Regions from separate parts of the Mus musculus genome. Here region 2 is linked to region 1. A link is a contact called in ENCODE Hi-C or POLR2A ChIA-PET data. All regions are on one chromosome and are shown on one strand. Each heading gives the region's core, a stretch centred on a gene start or an enhancer-like site at or near the end of the contact. The rest is flanking DNA. Distances are from core to core; before and after follow the strand shown.

The links. A loop is a pair of places that touch in the nucleus more often than their neighbours do. ChIA-PET counts read pairs that join two places held with the same protein, here RNA polymerase II (POLR2A).
Region 2: a loop to region 1 is called in a map of CH12.LX, with 1.9 times the contacts of the local background. The contact joins the promoter of Stxbp2 here to the promoter of Rps23rg1 in region 1. A Hi-C loop is called at or near these places in 3 of 37 maps with a recorded cell type or tissue (CH12.LX, Patski and heart). POLR2A ChIA-PET finds 5 or more read pairs at or near these places in 3 of 5 experiments (Patski and embryonic stem cell).

What each region holds. Positions count from the first base shown.
Region 1 is chr8:3,564,923-3,570,853 of GRCm38, reverse strand. Rps23rg1 (ribosomal protein S23, retrogene 1) reads right to left here and starts at 2,856. Exons shown (of 6, transcript NM_001024728.2): 1 at 2,758-2,856.
Region 2 is chr8:3,627,295-3,633,225 of GRCm38, reverse strand. It overlaps Stxbp2 (syntaxin binding protein 2), which reads right to left and starts at 2,117. Exons shown (of 19, transcript NM_011503.5): 1 at 2,022-2,117; 2 at 957-1,006; 3 at 645-726. The coding sequence starts at 2,058.

The sequences.
Region 1 (5,931 bases), core at 1,607-4,106:
GTGGCTCACAACCATCTTTAAAGGGATCCAATGCCCTCTTCTGGTGTGTCTGAAGACAGCTAGAGTGTAACTTACATAAAATAAATAAATAATTTTTAAAATTTAAAAAAAAAAAAACAAACGGAGGGACTGGAGAGAAAACCAGCGTTGTGCAGAGGATACAAGTTCAGTTTCTAGCATGCAGGTCAGGTGGCTCACAACCCTCTGTAACTACAGCTCTAGAGGATCCAGATACCTTCTAGCCTCCTTGGGTACCGCACACAAGTGCACATACCCACACAGAGACACACAACTACATTTTTTTAAAAAAATCTTAAAAACTTAAATACTTATTTAAATAAGATAATACAAATGAAATAAGGTTTAAAAAACTTTAAAACTTAAAATAAAAATTTTAAAATAATGTGGAAAGGGTCTCTTTATATAGCCCTGGCTGTGCTAGAACACTCTCTTTAGACCAGGCTGACCCTGAATTCATAGGGATCCTCCTGCCTCTGTCTCCCCAATGCTGGCATCAAAGGCAAATGCACCATGGGATAGCATCATCTACATTCAGGCTGGATACTCACACTTTGGTTAACTCAGTCTAAAAACTCCCTTTCAGATGTGCCCAGAGATTTTTTTTTTTCCTTTTAGGTGATTTTAGACCCTGTAGAGATGACAATATTAACCATAATATTCCCCTAAGTTGTTTCTATCCAGTATGTGGAGGGGCACAAGTGTGATACAGAGTACACGTGGGCATTGAACACAGGCTGCAGACTTCGTTTGATAGATATGGCTTCTATAAACACATGTGTTTGAATGCCTGGCCCATAAGGAGTGACACTGTTAGGAGGTGTGGCCTTATTGTAGGAAATGTGTCACTGGGTCGGTAGGCTTTGTGGAGTCACTCAAGCTGTGCTCAGTGTGACACAGTCTTTTCCTTGTTGCCTGCAGAACAAGATGTAGAACTCTCAGCTCCTGCTCCAGCACCGCGTCTGCCTGCACACTGCCATGTTTCCTGCCATGATGATAATGGACTGAACCTCTGAACCTGTAAGCTGGCCCCATTAAATGTTTTCCTTCTAAGAGTTGCCTTGGTCATGGTGTCTGTTCACAGCAATGGCACCCTAAGACACATGGCATGTACCATGTGTGCCCACCCTCTCATAAAATAAATAAATAAGTATAGTTAAAAATTCTTTAAAAGGCCTGGAGAGATGATGTAGTGGTTAAACACTCACCGTCTGCTCTTCAGGGAATACATGATTGGTTCCCAGCACACACATTAGGGAGTTCACAACTACCTGTATCTCTAGTTCCAGGGAATTCAATGCCCTCTTTTGGTCTGCCCAGGCAATGTGTGTGTGTGTGTGTGTGTGTGTGTGTGTGTGTGTGTGTAGTGCTCATGCAGACAATGAGGTCTACGAACATACACATAAAATAAATAATTAAATAAAAACTAAAAAAAAAAAACAGTAACAACAAGGGGAATGGCTCCTGAAGAACTATACCCAAGATAGATCTCTATACTACACACACACACACACACACACACACACACCTACACACATGCACACACACACCTACACATATGCACAGACACACCACACATACACACAGACATACCTACACACACAGACACACATGCACACACACACATACACACAGACACACATGCACAGACACACATACACACATACACACATGCACAGACACACACACAAACAAACCTACACACACACATACACATATGCACACACACACATACACACATGCACAGACACACACACAAACAAACCTACACAGACACAGACACACAAACACACATGTACACACACAGACACACATGCCCACATACACACCTACACATATGCACAGACACACATACAGACACACCTACACACACACTCTCACACACACACATCTACACACATGCACATACACACACCTACACACATACACACCTACACACATGCACGCACACACACACACACACACACACACACAGGTTCTTCAAATATAACACCCCGTTGCACTCAGGTAAATAAAGCTGATCATACAAAATCAATACTTACAAACATGAACAAACACGAAGCAGAAACAGTATGTGATCCTCCCAGTCTATCTGCCTCTCTGAGTGCTCACACCTGCGGAGAGTGTCACCCCACTCCAACACAACCACTCAGGACCCACCACTTGTTTGAGCCATAGAAAAAAGCCACAAGAACAGAGGATTGGAAAAAATTTGCATACTGAAGTAAGATATTAAAAGTGTGGAAAGCAACGGAGGCTGCAGGGGGCTTTAAAAAAATCCTCCACCCCACCCCAACGACTGCTTGCTCTGAGGTAGATTGCAGGGATCCGTATGGTGGGAGGGGAGAACCGATTTCTGCAAGTTCTCCTCTGAACTCTACACGCACATATAGACACACACAAAGTAAATAAACAAATATATACTAAAATAATATATATACAAAGCTGCGTTCTTTAACTTCTTCCTTCCTTCCTTCCTTCCTTCCTTCCTTCCTTCCTTCTTTCCTTTCCCCCCTCCCTCTCTTCTCTCTTCCTTTCTTTCTTTCTTTTTCTTTCTGAGGCAGGGTCTCATTTTGTAGACCTGGCTGTCCTGAAACTTGCTGGCCTATATAAACCAGGCTGGCCTTGAATACACAGAGTTCTACGCGCCTCTGCCTTCAAAGTCCTAGTAATACAGTCTAGGGTTCTTTATCCGGTTCGTTTTCTCTGCCAATTCACTAACTAAAAGGCAGGACAAACCTCAAGCACGACAGGTGGCAGTGGAGAAATCTCCAGTCTGCTGACAGCAGCAGAGAGAATCGGCAGTTGAGGACAGGCATTTATCTGGGGTGAGAGAAAGACTCTCTGCAAAGCAGAGAGGTTGACAATGAAGGCTGGGGGTTTAAAGTCTGAGTTTTCTTCCCTACTTTACGGTTGGTCAGTTTGAAGAAAGACAGAGTAGCTGATTGGCTCAGAACTGTTGTGTGACCGTCCTGAGCAGACCTCGGACACCTGACCCAGACCAGCAGCAGAGTCCTGCTGGCAGGAGACAAAAGCATGTAAGGCATTTGTTTTAAGCCTCCAGGCTTTTGTCTCAGCTCAGCAGGGCGAGGAAGAAGCTACCATCCTCGGAGCTTGCTATCTTTGTTACCTAGCTCTGGCCGATCTCCCTCTTGGTCTGCTTATCTGGGAGTCAGTCTAATGGATAATCTTTCACTAGGATTAAAAGTTGTGCAAATCACATGGCGCCCCACCTCCCCTTTTAAGTCAAAGAAAGAGTTACTTATTTATTTTGTTTTTTCAAGACAGGGTTTCTATGTGTAACAACCCTGGCTGTCCTGGAACTGGCTTTAAAGACCAGACTGGCCTCAAACTCACAGAGATCCACCTGCTTCCACCTCACGAATGATGGGATTAAAGAGTGTGCTACCATGCCCAGCAAGTTTTTATCTTGCACGTTTTTAATGTGTGAGAGCAGGTGTGTAGTCTCTCTGTGTGTAGGTCAGAGGATAATTTGTGGAGTCCATTCTACCTTTATGAGGTTTCTAGGGACCTGAACTCAGGTTGGCAAGTGCTTTACCCACTGAGCCATACCCCCAGTCCTATTTGGGGGGTTGGGGGACATGTAAGCCAGGCTGGCCTCAAACACACTAAAAGTGGCCTTCAGCTTCTGCTTTCCACCGCGTGAGTGCTCTGGTTACAGCCATGTCACCAGGTTTGGTTTGCTGTTTGATTGAGGTGGGGCAATGTGCTTGGGTTGGAACCCAGAGCCTCGAACATCCTGAATTTGTTCTGTGCTTCCAGTAGCCCTCCCAGCTGTCCTGTCTAATAATTTCCAACTGTGCCATGAAACAGGACCTTCCACCCACTGCCAGGGGTGTTAAACTTTTCCGCCTTTTACCAGAGCAACTTAGCCAAGTGTATCAAGCACTACAATGAAGCCAGTCAGCTATGAGCCTCTGTTGTCAAGTCTAGTGTTTGTTTTTCCTAAGAACAGGAACAGGGGAAATGGAAGAATGTTCTTACTCGTTTATTGCAATAACACATTGGAGATAATAGGAAGAAATGATTGAGGGCTTAGGGCTGTGGTTAAGTTGGTAGAGCACTTGGCCTGCAAAAAGCCTTGGGTTCCATCCCAAGTATTGACTAAAGCAGGCATGGTGCTATGATCCCAGGAGGAAGAAGCTAGAGATTCACAAGTCCAAGATCATCCTGGGCCAAATGAGACTCAAAGAGAGGTCACTCACTGCACAAGCCTGATATCTGAGTTGAATCCTCACAGCATAGTGAAAGGAGAACAAACTCCTGTAAGTTGACCTCTGACCTCATATTTGCTGCTGCACCTGAATCAATGATAGGAGGGGAGAGAGAGAGAGAGAGAGAGAGAGAGAGAGAGAGAGAGAGAGAGAGAGAGAGAGAGAGCAAATAAAAAGAAGTTGGTGGGTGTGGTGCACAGCTGTAATCCGAAGATTCCAAAGGTTGAGGCAGGAGGATCTCAAAGTTAAGGTCATCCCAGGCTTCATATTAACAACCTACCTGAAAAAGAGGAGTAGGGTGAACAGGATGAGGGGGAAGAAGAAGGAAAATCCCCACCCCAATCTCATCTATGATAGTGAAAATCTAAAAGCAACCCTGGTGGAGGAGAAGAGGTTACAAGCTCAGGGAATATTTCATCTTCAATAACAAGATTTCTCCTGACGTTCCTCCCTTGAGTCCCCTCCTCCGCAGCACACTGGAGTGAAAGGAGTTCACTGTGGCCACTCTACATGTGTCTGCTTGCTCCAGTGGAATCCGCCTGTATGGTCCCCATTCCTTTTCATGGAGCGATATACATGTGTTTTTCCATGTCAGTAAATACAGGTCTGTCTCGTTCTTTTAAAGGCCTCAGAGCTTCCTATACCCCTACACCATTGTCAACAGCCTCTGGAACTATTTCCCACACACCTCCTCCAAATTGTGTGCTCCCAGAGGATGGATTGCCGATTTAGACATTATAGGCATCATTTTTTTTTTCTTTTAGACTATCAATCAAATTGCATTTCAAAAGAAAAAAAAATCTGAGGTAGGGGATGGGGCTGAGTTGGTAAAGTGCTTGCCTCCTGTGCTCAAAGCCCTGGTTTCCATCACTAGCATAAACTAGATGTGGTAGTATCCTCAACAACCCCATTACTCAGGAGATAGAGGCAGGAGGATCAGGAACTCAAGATTATCCTAGACTATATAGGAATTTGAGGCCAGCTTGGGCAACTTGAGACCCTGTTGAAAGAAAGAAAGGAAGAGAGGGAGGGATGAGGGAAGGAGTGGGATGGGGGTGGGGAAGAGAACAAGGAAGGGGGCCTAGAGAGAGAGAGAAGGGAGAAACAAGAGGAGGTGAAGGGAAGGGATGGAATGGGATGGAGGGAAAGGATCAGAAGGAAAGAATTGGTCTTCATTGGCACTCCCAATGGAGTTTGTTATGTATTTGCCACACAAGAATGAGAAACTGAATTCAGTTCCCAACACCTACCCAAAACTCTGGGCATTGTACCATGCATTTGTAATTCTAGGTCTGGTGAAGCAGACACAGGTGGAGATCCTGATAGTTCCCTGGCCAGCCAAACAAGCCTAGCAAAGCAAGCCCTAGGTTGCAGTAAGAGGCCTTATCTCATAAACGAAGGTGCTAGTTGGGGACTGAGGAACTGGCTTGTCTGGAAAAGTGCTTGTGGTGCAAACATAACAACCTGAGTTCAATCGACAGCAACTATGTAAAATGTGATGGCATGTGCTCGTAACTCTTTCCTGTGGTGGTTGGTGGGAGCAGAGATGTGAGGACCCTGAGGCTCACTAGCCAATCAGTTTAACCAAATTGATGCACTCTAGACTCATTGAGAGATCTCAAAGAGATAAGGTGGGTGAGGTTAGAGAGATGACTCATTGGTTAAGGACACTGACAGC
Region 2 (5,931 bases), core at 868-3,367, 63 kb before region 1:
GGGAACTGGACCCATGGTGGTGGTGTTTTAAAGGCTGGTACTATTCCCTTAGGGTCTTAAATAGAAATATACACCTAAGGTTCCCCACTTAAAGAGCTACAGTCAAGGTTCGGCACATCTGGAGTACCACAGCCATACTTTTGGTGTCTATACACTCTTGAGAACCCAGAGTCCACCCGAGCTTCTTACAGAGACACCTTACAGGGACTGCACAGTCATTGTTTTATTTGCATGAGACAGGGGCTCATTAGCCCTGGCTGGCTTTGAACTCATAAGCTGATTAACTTTAAACTTGTGATACTCCACCTCCACCTCCTGAGGGCTGAGATTACAGGCATTTGCCACTATGACTATTTTACATGGAGCTAGAGACTGAACTCGGGGATTTGTTCATGTTAGGCAATCACTCTGTCAAAGGCGCTATATGTTATATTCTCTGCTCAGGAGGTTGAGTTGGTTACAGTCAGTGAGGCTGACCCTTTAGGGATTGTAATCAGGAAATCCTACATGGAAGGAATCCTATAAACCTCCTCCAGGCTATGTAGGGAGAACTTCAGACTGAACCAGTCTGAAGGGATCTCACACTCAAGGGATACATCCAGACACCCCACATTCAAGGGTCCACCTCAGATTCATCCACTCACTGGTGATGCCCTCCGCCAGGATATCTGACATTTTACAACAGGATGACAAGATTCGCATGCTCGGGTGATCCATGATGAGGACCTGACCAGATGAATGGGTATAGACACAAGGAGAGGTGAGCCGTACAAAAATGTCTGTAGCTGGTCCCAGGAGAATCAGAGGCAGTGGGGCATCCATCTACCCAAACCCACCCCTATGGATTAACAGCTTATTCAAGGAATTCTGGAGGCAACTCTCATAGCCTGGGGCACTGCATAGATCTGGGTAAAAGGCTGCCCCTGGGTCTCCAGGCATTCTGCCTCAGCCCCTACCTTCCACTCGCCATCCTTCTTAACGCTCCGGATGACGCCGCTTAAAATTTCTACAGGGAAGAAAGAAGGGAAGAGGGCTTGGGACACTTGTCCTCTAAGCTGGACCCCCAACCTGGATCCTGAGTTGAAGCTCCTGGCATTACCCCCAATTTACAGTTGGTCAAATTCAAGTGCTCTGAGGTCAGATAACTTAGCTAAGTACCCTCGTGTCTACTCGGTACAAAGCTCAGAGGTCAGGTACATCTTAGAGAATTGAGTGAATGAGATTGAGGGCCTCCTGGTGTACCTTAGACTAGAATGCCTGGCATTCTGAAGGTTCCTATCAACCTCTAAGCCTGCTTCCCACTAACCCTTGTCTTATGTAGGGAGGTTTCTTTTTAACACCAAGGTACTGGGCCTTTCCACAAAAACCTGTTCTGTCCAGAAGAAGGAGTAGGGGAAAGGGGAAAGAAAGGTGGCCTTGCCCAGAGCCTGGCCAGTGCACCAGAGTGTCGAGTCCACTGTTATCAGGGCGGAAGAAGTGCCTGAGGCCGGAACTACTGGAGGTGGGGGAGGGGCATCCTCAAGCCCTCTTGTCCCCACCAAGAACTTTAGCTTGCAAGGAGAAGTCAAACCTTCTAAGGAGCTCCCAGGCATGATGAGAATGAGGTGTCCCCTTCATCGCCCCCATGGGGTATGTGCACACCTGGGTGCTCATACAATACGTGGGGTCGTTGACCAGGTCACTGTAGGACCCCTGAGTCCAGCCCCTGAACTTTCAGGGTTCAGAAACTCGTCAGCCTGTAGCGGAGGCAGCCCAAAGGTCTAGACGTGTCCTAGAGGTGCCTCCCTCTCCTCCCTTGTCTGAGTCCTCCCCATCCCAACTTTGTTCTGCCAGCTGCAACTGAGGGGCAGGCAGTCCAGCTGGGCCCAAGACCCCGCCCGTCCCCTCAGGAGTCAGGTGCTCTCCCCACCGTCAAGATCCCGGGATCTCGGAATCCGTGCACCTCACCTCTCCCGAGGTCCCCAGATCCCCCAAGGGACAGCCAAGAAAACACCAGAGCCCCGCCGCGGGGTGACACTCACTTTCCCCTACCACCGCCTTCAGCCCCAAGGGCGCCATCTTCCCCTGAGGAATAGCGCTGCTTCCGGGTCGGTCCCAAGGTGGGGGCGTGGCTCTACGCGTCATCCACGTGGGCCCCACCCCGTGGGTTCGGTCCACGCCCTCTGCGCACCTGGTCCGCCTCCCGGTCCATCTGTTCTCTCTCTCTCTACGTCTAGGAAGCTGGGTCCCAGCAGCACCACTTGGCTCCACTTCAGGGGAAGGCACAATGACAGGGACTCGAACGGACGATCGCCAGTTTGTGCGTGCGCCCTCGGGAGTCTTAAATATTCCCTTGCTCACACACACTGGGATCAATTTGCTTAGCGCGATGACAGCGCGGTAAAAATACTCATCTCGCTCCGAGTACAAATACCACCCTGTCCAGAAATTCTTCCGTCTGTGATATAGTGTGCCCACTCAAAGGACAGCGGGACTTTCTAAATCTGGAACTGCACAACTGCTTTCCGGGATCCAAAGACTAGTAGTACAAGCTTGGGCAACGCTCGGTAGACTTCCGAGGGAGTACATGGGAGACTCCGCTAGGTGCCTTTTCTATGCAGTTTGCTCTCAGTCTTAACATTCTGTAAGAGCCCCGTGGTGAAGGAGAAACATAGACTCGAAGACTATGACCACATATCTGTGCCTGTTCATGAAGGAATGCTCCTCAGTCGTTTTCATTAGCATGTATTTATAGCACACGGTAATGGGTTTTACTATGACATTTCATACATGCATATAATGTATGTTGATCACATTCACCCTCATTCCCCTCTTATGCCCATTTTGATTGATCCCTTTCCCCTTCCCAACTAGTACCCCTTCTATTTGCATGTCTTGCTGTTTGTGTGTGTGTGTGTGTGTCCCAATGGGTTTTAACAGGGGTTGCTTACAGGAGCATAAACAACTTACCAACGGCTACATCACTGAAGAAAGGCTCTCTCTCTCTCCTTTGCAAATAATAATTTACACATATAATCTATACATTTAATAATTATACATATAATCTCCTGTTGTACATAATAAATTCCAATAGTTCGGAAAAGAACGAGAGTTTCTAGCCTGTAACAATCATATCATCCACCCCCAACTTCCTTCGCCCGCCCCACCCCGATACCTCCAAATGCATAGCCTCACCCCACACACTTCACATCCTCTCTTATTTTGTTTTGAGGCACATTGAGCTCAGTTGGCGCTCATACCCAACTGATATGTTGGCCTGATCTTGCACAGGTAACACCAAGAGTACAGGAAGTTCATGAATATAACGTCCATGTAATGTACTTTTGCCTAGCCTCCTCCTTTTACATTCGTACCACCCCCCTTCTTCCGTGACGGTTCATGAGCTTTGAAGGAATTCCTAGTCCTTAAAAGTGTATGTGTATGTGTGTGTGTATGTGTGTGTGTGTGTGTGTGAGGGAGAGAGAGAGAGAGAGAGAGAGAGAGAGAGAGAGAGAGAGAGACTGAGGATCAAACACAGGATCATACATGTATTTGCTAAGTACTTTACTACTGAGCTACAACTCCAGCTATTTGTTACAGTTTTATGACCTTAGGAGCCACACACACAGGGTGACAATTGCATCCATGTGCTGACACACAAACAGATCAAACACACTTACACACACACATATGGTAGGTGATTCAAATTAAACTCAGAATTTTGAGGCCTGCTTCCATTGTTTCTCTAGAGAGGAGCTGACACCCTGTGACATAGGGGCAACAGTCTCTATATCAATCACAGACACAAGGTTTCAGATCTAATGGGTGGTAGTTGTGAATGTGGGTTTGCTCATCTGAGCTAGTTTCTTGATGCTGCTTAAGTCTCCAAGTTGTGGCTAGGAATGGAGCTCAGCTGGTTAGAGTGCTTGCCTACTATGCACAAAGCTCTGGGTTCCAACCCAGCACCACATAAGCCAATCATAGTGCCCTACACATTAATCACAGTGACTTCTAGAGGTAAGGAGGATCCAGAATTCAATTCCATCCATGACTACATAGATTCTTAATAGCCAGGTTAGGTTACATGATATCATATTGTCTCTCAAAAAAATCCTATATGAGATCAAGGGGCGAGCTACATGTGAGGGTGACTGACAGGAGAAAAGTGAGAAGTGCCTAATATGAGTGGGAAGTGTCTGGCAGGAGCTAGAAGTGGGTAGCAGGAGTGGAGAGTGGCAGTGACCAGGCTTCTTAGCTAAGTCAAACTAGAGTGAAAATGAGAACATGACTGTATATACAAGGGAGAGTGCAGCCAGAGGTATCTAGAGGAGTCCAGAGCAGGGAAAGTAGTAGACTAGACATGACCAGTATTACTGAACTGGGCCATTAGAGGAGAGAGACAGTGAGAGGAAGAGAAAAGGGGATGGAGGTAAGCTGACCAAGAGAGCCAAGATTGATCCAAGAGACAGAAGAACCAAGAGAGTGTGTAGTTAAAATGGCTAGGTTATATAGGGATCAAAAGCTACAAGGAGGGAAGAGAAGCCCCTAAGCTGGAGAGGTTTAGGGTAGAGGCAGAAGTGAGAAAAGCAGAGAGAAGCCACAGGTTTAGCCTCAGTAAGCATGGAGGTTTTCGTGTGCTTGGGCATGCTGATATGCACCTCAGCTAACTGGTTTGAGACCTAATGCTGAGTCTTATTTGGGACCTGACAAAACTGACCTATCCTTCTTTGATGGGTTTCTTAGGTCAAGACAAGAGTTATGCTGAGAAAAACAAAAACAACAAAAAACATTTTTGTCTCTCTATTGAGGTATAGCTCCAGTTTTCTTTTAATTTGAAATGGGTTCTCACTGACTCACCAGGTGGGCCTTAAATTTGTAATCCTCCTGCTATATATAGCCTTCTGAGTAACTGGAAATACAAACCCGCACCCTCAGGATCAACCCATAAGATCTAACAGTTACAGTTACAGGTGAATAAGGACAGCCAGCCACCCTAAGTAGGACTTGGGACCTCTGGTGGTTTGAATAGGTATGGCCCCATAGACTCATGTGTCGGAATGCTTGGGCCACAAAGTGGCACTATTAGGTGTGGCCTTGTTGGAGGAAGTGTCACTGTGGAGGTGGGGCTTTGAGGTCGTATATGTTCAAGCTATGCTATGTGTGGCACACGGCAAGACCCAATTAAATATTTTCCGTTATAAGAGTTGCCATGGTCAGGGGCTGGAGAGATGGCTCAGTGGTTAAGAGCACTGGCTGCTCTTCCAGAGGACCTGGGTTCAATTTCCAGCACCCACATGTCAGCTCACCACTGTCTGTAACTCTGGCTCCCAGAATTCTGACACCTTCAGAAAGATACACATGTAGGCAAAATGTCAGTGCACAAATATAAATAAATAAAGATCTAAAAAAAATTATTGCCATGGTCATGGTATCTCTTCACTACAATAAAACTCTTTCTCCTTTAAAGCTTTGTTGAAAAGTCATTCACAGAGCTGGTGAGATGGCTCATCCAGGAAAAGCACTTTCTACCAAGGCTGAAGTTTCAGTTCAAGCCAGGAAACTAGATGCTGGAAGAGAGAACTGAGTCCTGGAAGCTGACCTCCACATGTGTGTCATGACACTCGCAAACGTACACAGAGTAATGACTTTTGGCATACTAAAGTGTTATACATCTATGCCATAAACCATCTGGCTGTTAAGTTAAGCCTGAGAATTGTGAGGAGGAAAGCCAAGTCCACAATTGTCTGACTAAAGCAAACTGTACTTCGGGGTGCACCCAGGGCTGGTCAACCGGCTGTCTCTACGGAATTTTAGAGAGCAGCCCTGCTGGCCTCTTGTCCCTTTTATAGGAGAGATAACACAGAGTTGCCCCTGTAAATGATACATTGTTAGAAAAAAAAAACAATGAAAGGAAAGAAATAGGAAGAACCATTCGTGTGAAGGGGGCCTCAG